Regions from separate parts of the Homo sapiens genome. Here region 1 is linked to region 2. Evidence: chromatin contacts called from ENCODE Hi-C or POLR2A ChIA-PET data. All regions are on one chromosome and are shown on one strand. Each heading gives the region's core, a stretch centred on a gene start or an enhancer-like site at or near the end of the contact. The rest is flanking DNA. Distances are from core to core; before and after follow the strand shown. Region 1 holds the start of EIF6 (eukaryotic translation initiation factor 6). Region 2 holds the start of MAP1LC3A (microtubule associated protein 1 light chain 3 alpha).

Region 1 (5,123 bases), core at 2,624-5,123, 730 kb after region 2:
TCAGCCCAGCCCAATCAGCTTTCCCAGGAAAGCTTTAGGCCCAGAGCCCAGCCCTCCAACCCACTGATCTGGAAAACACCCAGGGCAGGCCAGAGACCACCCAGGAATCCCAATAAATCCTGCCTACTTCACCATCACCAACTGGGAGGGAAGCTGAGCTCTTGGCATTAGCTGTATATTTTGCTACTTAAAAACTGAGCTGCCGGGCGTGTTGGCTCACGCCTGTAATCCCAGCACTTTGGGAGGCTGAGGTGGGCAGATCACAAGGTCAGGAGATCGAGATCGAGATCATCCTGGCTAACACGGTGAAACCCCGTCTCTACTAAAAATACAAAAAATTAGCCAGGCGTGGTGGCGGGCGCCTGTAGTCCCAGCTACTCGGGAGGCTGAGGCAGGAGAATGGCGTGAACCCGGGAGGCGGAGCTTGCAGTGAGCCGAGATCGCGCCACTGCACTCCAACCTGGGTGACAGAGCGAAACTCCGTCTCCAAAAAAAAAAAACAAAAAAACAAAAAAAACTGAGCTAACACTACACACATAGCAGAATGGCTAGATTATTATTTTTTAAGGCAGAGTCTCACTCTGTCACCCAGGCTGGAGCGCAGTGGTGCGATCTCAGCTCACTGCAACTTCTGCATCCTGGGTTCAGGTGATTCTCCTGCTTCGGCCTCCTGAGTAGCTGGAATTACAAGTGCGTGCCACCACACCTGGCTAACTTTTTGTGATTTTGTAGAGATGGGGTCTCACTATGTTGGCCAGGCTGGTCTCGAACTCCTAACCTCAGGTGATCCGCCCACCTCGACCTCCCAAAGTGCTACGATTACAGGTGTGAGCCACTGCCCCCAGCCAGAATGACTAAAATTTTTACAAGTCATCAATTCCAAGTGTTGGCAAAGATATATGGAGCAACTGAACTCTCATACTGAGACAGGAGTGTAAGTTGGTCAATCACTTTAGATAATTATCTGGCATCATCTGCAACTACTACTAAATAGTCACATAACCTGTGACTCTGCCATGCCACTCTTAGGTATCATATACCCAGTAGAAATATGTACATGTGTTCACTAAAAAAACATAGCAGCACTATTACTTTTTTTTTTTTTTTTGAGACGGAGTCTTGTTCTGTTGCCCAGGCTGGAGTGCAGTGGCACAATCTCGGCTCACTGCAAGTTCTACCTCCCCGGTTCACACCATTCTCCTGCCTCAACCTCCCAAGTAGCTGGGACTACAGGCACCCGCCACCACACCTGGCTAATTTTTTTGTATTTTTAGTAGACACGGGGTTTCACCGTGTTAACCAGGATGGTCTCGATCTCCCGACCTCGTGATCCGCCCGCCTCGGCCTCCCAGAGTGCTGGGATTACAGGCGTGAGCCACCATGCCCGGCCAGCAGCACTATTCCTAACAGACCAAAGTGAAAACTGCCCAAATGCACTGTCGATGGAATGGATGAATACGTTGTGATATACTTACACAAAACACACCATACAGCAACAAGAATGAACAATCTACAAATACACGCCAATCAATTTCTGAATTCCAGGTCACTCCCATCATAAAATACACAAGGACTAAGCTAAAATCTCCCTTGTTGTCAGAACTTGCTTCAAGTCCTAAGGGCATGGTTAGAGATCAGAGTATTTTAACTGAATAGGAAAATACTTTGAGGTCACTAGGCTTAAGTTTTTGTTGTTGTTGTTTTTTGTTTTTTGTTTTTTTTTGAGACACAGTTTCACTCTTATTGCCCAGGCTGAAATGCAATGGCACAATCTCAGCTCACCGCAGGGTGAGCTCCACCTCCAGGGTTCAAGCAATTCTCCCGCCTCAGCCTCCCAAGTAGCTGGGATTATAGGTATGCGCCACCACACCCGGCTAATTTCTGTATTTTTAGTAGAGACGGGGTTTCTCCATGTTGGTCAGGTTAGTCTCGAACTGCTGACCTCAGGTGATCCACCTGCCTCGACCTCCCAAGCAGGCTTAAGATTTTTAAAAATTAAAGTAAAAGTAAAAAAATAAAATAAACAGACTTCTAAAAGTGACCTCAATGAGCAGAACTAAGAAACAATGGGCAGCAGTAATGGAAGACAGATCCAGCTTAATGAAAGGACCGGCCGGGCGCAGTGGCTCACGCCTGTAATCCCAGCACTTTGGGAGGCCGAGGTGGGAGGATCACCTGAGGTCAGGAGTTCAAGACCAGCCTGGCCAACATGGTGAAACTCCATCTCTACTAAAAATACAAAAAAATTAGCCGGGTGTGGCGGGATGCGCCTGTAATCCCAGCTACTTGGGAGGCTGAGGCAGGAGAATCACTTGAAGAGAGTGTTGCAGTGAGCCAAGATCGTGCCATTGCACTCCAGCCTGGGCAACAAGAGCGAAAACTCCATCTCAAAAAAAAATAATAATAATAATAAAAAGGAAAGGACCAACGACCAGAATTAACAGTGCTGACAGGTAGGAAGGTAGGGTAGAGATGTGGTAAAGGGAATTTAAGATTCCAACGTAACTGAGCAGGAAGACCGCATATCTTAGCTAATCTTTACAGAGACAGAAATGGATGCTTAGAAAGAGAAAGCACCTTGCCCAGTCAGTGGCAGGGAGAGATGAGATACAAATCCTCGGCTGGGTATAGTGGCTCTCGCCTATAATCCCAACACTTTAAGAGACCAAGGTAAGAAGATCACTTGAGCCCAGGAGATCAAGGCCAGGCTGGGCAACACAGGGAGGCCGCGTCTCTACCAAAAATGTAAAAATTAGCCAGGTGTGGTGGCACGTGCCTGTGGCCCTAGCTACCTGGTAGGCTGAGGTGGGAGGATCACTTGAGCCTAAGAAGTTGAGGATGCAGACAGCTGTGATCTTGCCACTGCACTCCAGCCTGGGCGAAAGAGCAAAAATCTGGCCTCAAAAAAAAAAAAAAAAGAGAAAAATCCTTCTCCAACACTAGGAACTAGGTGTGGAACTTACTGAGTCACTTAGGTCAAGTCTCAACTTCCTCATCAGTCAAGTTAGGCCAGTAACTCCTACCTTCTAGTGTCTTTGTGACGAAGGAATGAGAACAGGAGTGAAAGCACTTTACATTATTTGTTATTACTATTATCCAGCAGCCTTTGCTAGAGGGTTGCCCCGATCTCCTGACGCTTGGCCTGAGAGATTCTATAGTGCCCAGAGATAACAGATGATACCCTGGGAATCCCTAGGTCACTCCGGGTTCCCTCCGGGGGTGTAATTAATGGTGCTTGGAGACCACTCCCTCCCTCGGCGTCCTCCACCTGCCTTACCCACACACATGCGCCCGATGATGCGGCAGCCGGCGATAGACGCGTGCACCACGGGGATGGTATCGGAGAGCTCGCCCTCGAACACACTGTAGGGACATGGACTCGGTGGTGGCGGGGCAGAGGGGCCGGCACCCTCCCACTGCCGGAGCTCTTGACTCCTGCGCACGCCTCCCCGCCACCGTAAGCCCCGGGGCTCCCGCCGCACCTGTAGAAGTTCTCTGAGCCTCCGATCGCTACCAGACAGTAGGTGTTGGTGAGCTTGGCAAAGCAGCCGATCTCACAGTTGTTCTCGAACGAAGCTCGGACCGCCATGAGGCCTAGGGGCGGCGGAGGCGGGAGTTCAAGGCCGGCGGATCCTTTCCCAAGTATCCCGGCCTCCGTCCCTCAGGCCCCGCCGCGACCCCGCCCCTCTCGGCCTCCCGGCCCCTCCGTCCTCGGGTCCCGCCCACTGGGCCCCCACCAGAACCTCCGGCCCTGAATCCTCTGGCCCCCACCCCTCCCGACCCAGGACCGGAGCTGACCCTCCCAGGTTCCCCTCACACCAGCTTACCAAGTAACCAGTAACAAGCTCCGCACGCGGCGACTGTACCTTGGACTCCCTAAAAAGGTTTCCGTTTCCACTTCCGTCCAGGGAGACTTCCGGGAGAGCCCGGCGCTCCCCGCCACGCATCCAGCCCCTCTACCTCCGGCCTCCGGCGGACTCTATGGTCGCGAGCGGTCTGGGCGCGACCCCGCCTGGCCCCACGCCTAGCCTGCTCGCGTTCATTCATTCATTATTCATTCAGGAGCTTTTTAGGAGCTGTCATCGACCTAGACCTCCGGCTGGTCGGTTGTGAGGCATGAGGGAGAGGAGGGGCCAGGAGTGTCTCGCGGAAGGGTTGATGATGGAGGTATTGATGGAAATGAAGCCGGAGGAAGGGCAGGTTTGGGGAAAGGGATGAGTCCAGCTGTGCCTTGAGGGACAGAAGTCCATGTCTGGAGCCCAGCAGGGGAGTGGAGTGCTGACGAATGAGATGAGGGGCTGAAGACGGGTGGACTAGAAGAGGCTACCCATGGAGAGAGTTCCAGGAGGCAGAAGTGCGGCCAGACCGAGGCTGGAGAAAGAGCGCAGCCAGAGACGGAAAGGCAGCCAGGCTGCAGGTGCTGGAGAGAGGGGAGGACTGAGGAAGCAGGGGCTCAGGAAAAGGCTGGAAAGGGGTCCAGGGTGGGCAAGGATGTGGGTGCTGGTTGGCTTCCACGATGTGCCTCTCGCACGGCCTCTATCACTCACTCAGCAGCCAACTTCTGTCCCCAGGATAGTGATGGGGGCCAAGGGCCCTGCTGCACACTTGGACAGGATGAACTTGGCCCACATTTTGTAGAATCTGCAAAAGCCCCGGGTTCTCTCAAAATGTCACAGTGGTAACTTGGAGCCCCTGGACTCCCCCAATTCCTCCTTCGGCATTCACCCTCCTCCAGGGGTTTCCCCATAATTGGCCTGAATGGTGCCCTTCCCATTCCCCCAACGTGTCCCTCCCATAACTCCTCAAAGTTCAGGATACACCAGGCGCTGTGATTCACAATAAAGTCTGCCTTTATTGATGTGTATCATGTTTACTATCCCGGGTAAGTGGTGAGTTCAGGAAAATGGCCCACAACCTGTCACAGCCTGTACTTCAAGAGACACTCAGCAAGATGATGACGACGACAATGATGATGATGATGATGATGACTCAGCAAGATGATGACGACGACAATGATGATGATGATAATGATGATGTGTGTGTGTGTGTGTTTCCGGGTATCCACATACTCTGCTCTTCCTCACTCATTCACCTCAGACCCACTCAGTCCTCTTTAGGGCATC
Region 2 (5,016 bases), core at 2,297-4,796:
TCTCACTCTTGTCACGCAGGCTGGAGTGCAGTGGCATGATCTTGGCTCACTGAAACCTCTGCCTCCCGGATTCAAGCAATTCTTGTGCCTCAGCCTCCCAAGTAGCTGAGATTACAGAATGCACCACCACACCCAGCTAACTTCTGTATTTTTAGTAGAGACAGGGTTTTGCCATGTTGGCCAGGCTGGTCTCGAACTCCTGGCCTCAAGTGATCTGCCCACCTCAGCCTCCCAAAGTGTTGGGATTACAGGCGTGAGCCACTGTGCCTGGCCTAATTTTCTCATTTTTGTAGAGACGGGGTCTCACTATGTGGCCCAGGCTGGTCTCAAACTTCTGGGCTCAAATGATTTTCCAACCTGGGCCTCCCAAAGTGCTAGGATTACACTATTACTCCTTCTTAAATTTCTTTGAAACTCTGCTCATGGATTTTCTGTATTTATTATCTAAGTAATACATCTATGTAATAAGGCTATAAATCTGATTTTTTTTTTTTTTAAAGAAATGGATCTTATTTTGTCACCGAGGCTGGAATGCAGAGCTGCAATCACAGCTCACTGCAGCCTTGAACTCTTGGGCTCAAGCAATTCTCCAGTCTGGGCCCCCCAAAGTGCTGGGATTACAGGTATGAACCACCACACCTGGCCTGCCATGGCCCCCCTCCCAAGTTTTCTTTCTTTTTTTTTTTTTTTTGATGGAGTCTCGCTCTGTCGCCCAGGCTGGAGTGCAGTGGCGCGATCTCCATTTACTGCAAGCTCCGCCTCCCAGGTTCGAGCCATTCTCCTGCCTCAGCCTCCCGAGTAGCTGGAACTACAGGCGCCCGCCACCACGCCCAGCTAATTTTTTGTATTTTTAGTAGAGACGGGGTTTCACCATGTTAGCCAGGATGGTCTCGATCTCCTGACCTCGTGATCCGCCTGCCTTGGCCTCCCAAAGTGCTGGGATTACAGGCGTGAGCCACTGCGCCCGGCCACCAAGTTTTCTTAGCATATGTATCCTCATTTTTTGTTTGAACTAAATAATTTTTATTTATATATGACTTCATATTTAGAATAGGTTTAAATTTCCACACAGCTGGAGCTTACGCGGCTTTTGTCTGTGGCCAAAGAATATGGTTGAAACTGATTTGATATCTGTTGAGATTTGTCGTGCACCCTAGTAGTTGGGTCATTTTTGTAAATGTTCCTTGTGTGATTGAAAATAATGTGTTGGTCTCACACAGGTCTGAAATTTAAATTTTAAAAGTTAAAAAACTAACTGTCAGGTTTTCTATTGGGGTTCATTGATCTTGATTAGTAACTGTATTAACATCCTCTATGTCCTTTTTTTTTTGGTTGTTTGGTTTATTAGTTACTCAAAGAGGTCTTATGTCTCCCTATGATGGAGGACCTGGCAATTTCTCCTTGTGTTCTTAATATATTTTCAGCCTCTTTTTTTTTTTTTTCGAGACAGAGTCTCACTCTGTTGCCCAGGCTGGAGGGCAGTGGCGCAATCTCAGCTCACTGCAACCTCCGCCTAGCAGGTTCAAGCAATTCTTGTGCCTCAGCCACCTGAGTAGTTGGGATGACAGGCGTGCACCACCACGCCCAGCTAGCTAATCTTTGTATTTTTAGTAGAGACAGAGTTTTGCCATGTTGGCCAGGCTGGTCTTGAATTCCCAGCCTCTAGTGATCCACCCACCTCGGCCTCCCAAAGTGCTGGGATTACTGGCATGAGCCACTGCGCCTGGCCTATTTTCAGCCTTAAAAACAAAAACCCTGGAACATAGAAGTTCAGAACTTTCCTCTCTTCACAGAGTTCCTCCTCGCATCATTTCATGTTGATCCTCTTATCCCCAGTGTCTTCTGCCTGAAGGCCTATTTTGTCTGAGTTTTCTATAGGTACATCTTTTGGTTAGTTTTTCTCTAGTACACCTTTTCCCATCGTTTTACTTTTTGGTGCCCTTAGGTTTTAAATTTCCTCTTGTAAATAGCATAGAGCTGCATCTTATTTTTTCTTGGCCAATCTGGTCATCTGTGTTTTAAGAGGTGAATGTAAACCACATTTTCTACCTCTGGTTTTGTACTATATATTTACCATCCCTTTTACTTTGCTTCCTTTTTCTCCCTTTCTGCCTTCCATTATAGTTTTAATACCCATCACTACCCTTTTCTCTGCATTGGCAGTTATAGTTCCGTTTGTATTCTTTTGGTGATCCTCTTAAATATCTGAAATACACACCTGACTTTACAAAGCCAGACAATGCTCAGTCTCTTTAACCCCCTCTCAAATTGCCCTCTCAGTCTTCCATGTTCTTGTGTCTCATGCATCTTGTTTCTGTGGCCCACAAATTAATCATTATTATTCATATTGCATATTAAATGCTTGTTTAGATTCACATGTTTACCAATTTGCTCACCATTTTTCCATCTAATTTCTTCCTTTTGGGTTCCATGTCCTTGTTACTAAACTACATTCTTTAAAAATTATTTCGGCGGCCAGGCGTGGTGGCTCACACCTGTAATCCCAGCACTTTGGGAGGCCGAGGCGAGTGGATCACGAGGTCAGGAGATCGAGACCATCCTGGCCAACATGGTGAAACTCCATCTCTACTAAAAATACAATAATTAGCTGGGGGTGGTGGCAGGCGCCTGTAATCCCAGCTACTGAGGAGGCTGACTGAGGCAGGAGAATCGCTTGAACCCGGGAGGCAGAGGTTGCAGTGAGCTGAGATCGCACCACTGCACCCCAGCCTGGCGACAGAACGAGACTTCGTCCCCCTCCCCCCTCCCCCAAAAAAATGTTGATCTTCAGTCTGCGCATTCTGCTCTGGATTTTAAGCATCATTTCTGGCAGCTCTTTTTCAGGAACTGTCTCTGCAGGTCTTTCAGTGTTCGCCTCTGGAGCTCTGCTCGGGCCCGCGAGTTCTCCTGGCGTTGCCATCTGTGCCCTTTTCCTTATTCCCCATCACCTGTCTCTCTGGTGAGCTGCTTCCGATCAGCCTCCAGGTCCACGATTTCTCTTCTGTTGTCCTTTTCTGCCTTCTCACCTCATCCTCTGAGACCTGAATTTCGATGGCTCTACTTTTCAATTATATTATTCTTTTTCAAACCTGGGCGTTCATTTCTAGCATCCTGTTCTATCCTGTGTCTGACTGTGCCTCCCGCACCTTCTCCCTTCTCTCGCCCTAAGCCCCGTGAAGGCGCCGGGCCTTTGGCTCCGGCTGTTTCCCACGGCGCCCAGAACCGCGTCAGTCCTGACACAGACTCGGTGAGGGCGGGAAGTGGTGCCGTGGGGCTGCAGCCTGGCCCGCCCGCTCCATCGGCCTAGGGCGGCCCCACCGCCCTCCGGGCCTTACCTTGAGTTCGGGCTGCGGGAGAAGCTCCCGCGCTGCCCATGACGTCACGGGACTGTGACGCGCCCAGAAGCCCCGCCCCTCGCGTCCCGGTCCGCGGACCCAGGCTCTCTGCGCCGTGACGTCACGGGTCCGGGCGGGCGGGTTGTGCGTCGGCCCAATGGGAGCGGCGCACTGGCCTCCCCTTTAAGGAATGTTGTGACCTGACGTCACCGGGCGAGTTACCTCCCGCAGCCGCAGCCGCCGTGCTCAGCGCGAGCCCCGGAGCCCTTGAGCGCGAGGCGCGGAGCCCCCGGAGCCCCCAAACCGCAGACACATCCCCGCGCCCCAGAGCCCCGGCCTGCGCGCCCAGCCGGGCCCGCGCGATGCCCTCAGACCGGCCTTTCAAGCAGCGGCGGAGCTTCGGTGAGGCCCGGCAGGCGAGCTGCGAGCTCTGGGGCAGGGGTGCCGGCCGACCCCGACTGCCGCAGGTGACGTCAGCCCCGTGACGTCAGGCTCTGGCTGGACCCTCGGGCTGGGACCAGCTCCGGCCTGGGCGGGGGCTGCCCGCTTCCCCACCGCGATAGGTGCCAGGGGCTGTGGGGCCTGATGGCCCCGGGGGTGGGGGCTGGAGCTGGGGCGTGGCCGGGGGCCGCCCCTCCGGGACAGGCGGGGCGGACCTGGGCCGGCCCGACCCGGCCTCACGGTCTGGCCGCTGTCCGCAGCCGACCGCTGTAAGGAGGTACAGCAGATCCGCGACCAGCACCCCAGCAAAATCCCGGTGAGTCCCGCACCCCCAGCCCTGCCCCGCCCCCGCCTCGCGCGTTCCCGACACGACCCCCTGCCCGCCCGCCCTGCTCCCAGGTGATCATCGAGCGCTACAAGGGTGAGAAGCAGCTGCCCGTCCTGGACAAGACCAAGTTTTTGGTCCCGGACCATGTCAACATGAGCGAGTTGGTCAAGATCATCCGGTGCGTGGGCAGCCGCCGCCAGGAGGTGGCTAGGGTCGGGAGGGGAGCCGGGTTCCCGCCGAGAAGGGGTGGGAGTGGGGTCAGGGGTGATGGGACCGGGCGGTGGGCCCCTGTTCTGGGGTGGCTGGAAAGGTCAAGGTCGGGGCTGCAGTCGGTGTTGGGTCAGAGGTGACAGCTGGGGTGAGAATGGGTGTGAAAGGCTGGGAATCATTCTGGGGGTCAGGGCTATGTCCGTCCCGCAGCCAAGCCCCTCACAGCTGCATACTCTCCCGCCGGCTGCAGGCGCCGCCTGCAGCTGAACCCCACGCAGGCCTTCTTCCTGCTGGTGAACCAGCACAGCATGGTGAGTGTGTCCACGCCCATCGCGGACATCTACGAGCAGGAGAAAGACGAGGACGGCTTCCTCTATATGGTCTACGCCTCCCAGGAAACCTTCGGCTTCTGAGCCAGCAGTAGGGGGGCTCGGCCTGGGAGTCGGGCGGCCCCGGTCAGGCCCTGCCCAGAGAGCTCCTGGTTCCTGAACTGAGCTGCCTCTACCGTGGTGGGCTGGGCAGGCATGTGCCCCCCTAGTCAGAGGGCACCAACCCACCTACTCTGCCCCTGGGTGGATCCTGGGCCGGTCGTGTTAGGGTTGTCCCTCTGGGTGCTGGCTGGTGGGATGGGGGAGGGTGGGGAGCAGCTCCCAGCACCCCTGCTGTGTGGTTCATCTTTTTTTTAGGCCCCTGCCTGTCTGC

The links. A loop is a pair of places that touch in the nucleus more often than their neighbours do. ChIA-PET counts read pairs that join two places held with the same protein, here RNA polymerase II (POLR2A). Pooled maps may share reads with other maps.
Region 1: a loop to region 2 is called in a pooled map, with 4 times the contacts of the local background. The contact joins the promoter of EIF6 here to the promoter of MAP1LC3A in region 2. A Hi-C loop is called at or near these places in 5 of 50 pooled maps. POLR2A ChIA-PET finds 5 or more read pairs at or near these places in 3 of 52 experiments (A549, GM10248 and RWPE1).

What each region holds. Positions count from the first base shown.
Region 1 is chr20:35,280,899-35,286,021 of GRCh38, forward strand. EIF6 (eukaryotic translation initiation factor 6) reads right to left here and starts at 3,874. Exons shown (of 7, transcript NM_002212.4): 1 at 3,828-3,874; 2 at 3,483-3,594; 3 at 3,278-3,363. The coding sequence starts at 3,589. It overlaps FAM83C (family with sequence similarity 83 member C), which reads right to left. Exons shown (of 4, transcript NM_178468.6): 4 at 4,833-5,123. It overlaps FAM83C-AS1 (FAM83C antisense RNA 1), which reads left to right and starts at 4,353. Exons shown (of 2, transcript NR_109815.1): 1 at 4,353-4,417; 2 at 4,572-4,874. RefSeq lists a silencer at 3,604-3,793 and an enhancer at 3,886-4,436.
Region 2 is chr20:34,555,172-34,560,187 of GRCh38, forward strand. MAP1LC3A (microtubule associated protein 1 light chain 3 alpha) reads left to right here and starts at 3,547. Exons shown (of 4, transcript NM_032514.4): 1 at 3,547-3,737; 2 at 4,037-4,092; 3 at 4,176-4,282; 4 at 4,565-5,016. The coding sequence starts at 3,698. The coding sequence ends at 4,727. RefSeq lists silencers at 3,249-3,338, 3,679-3,728.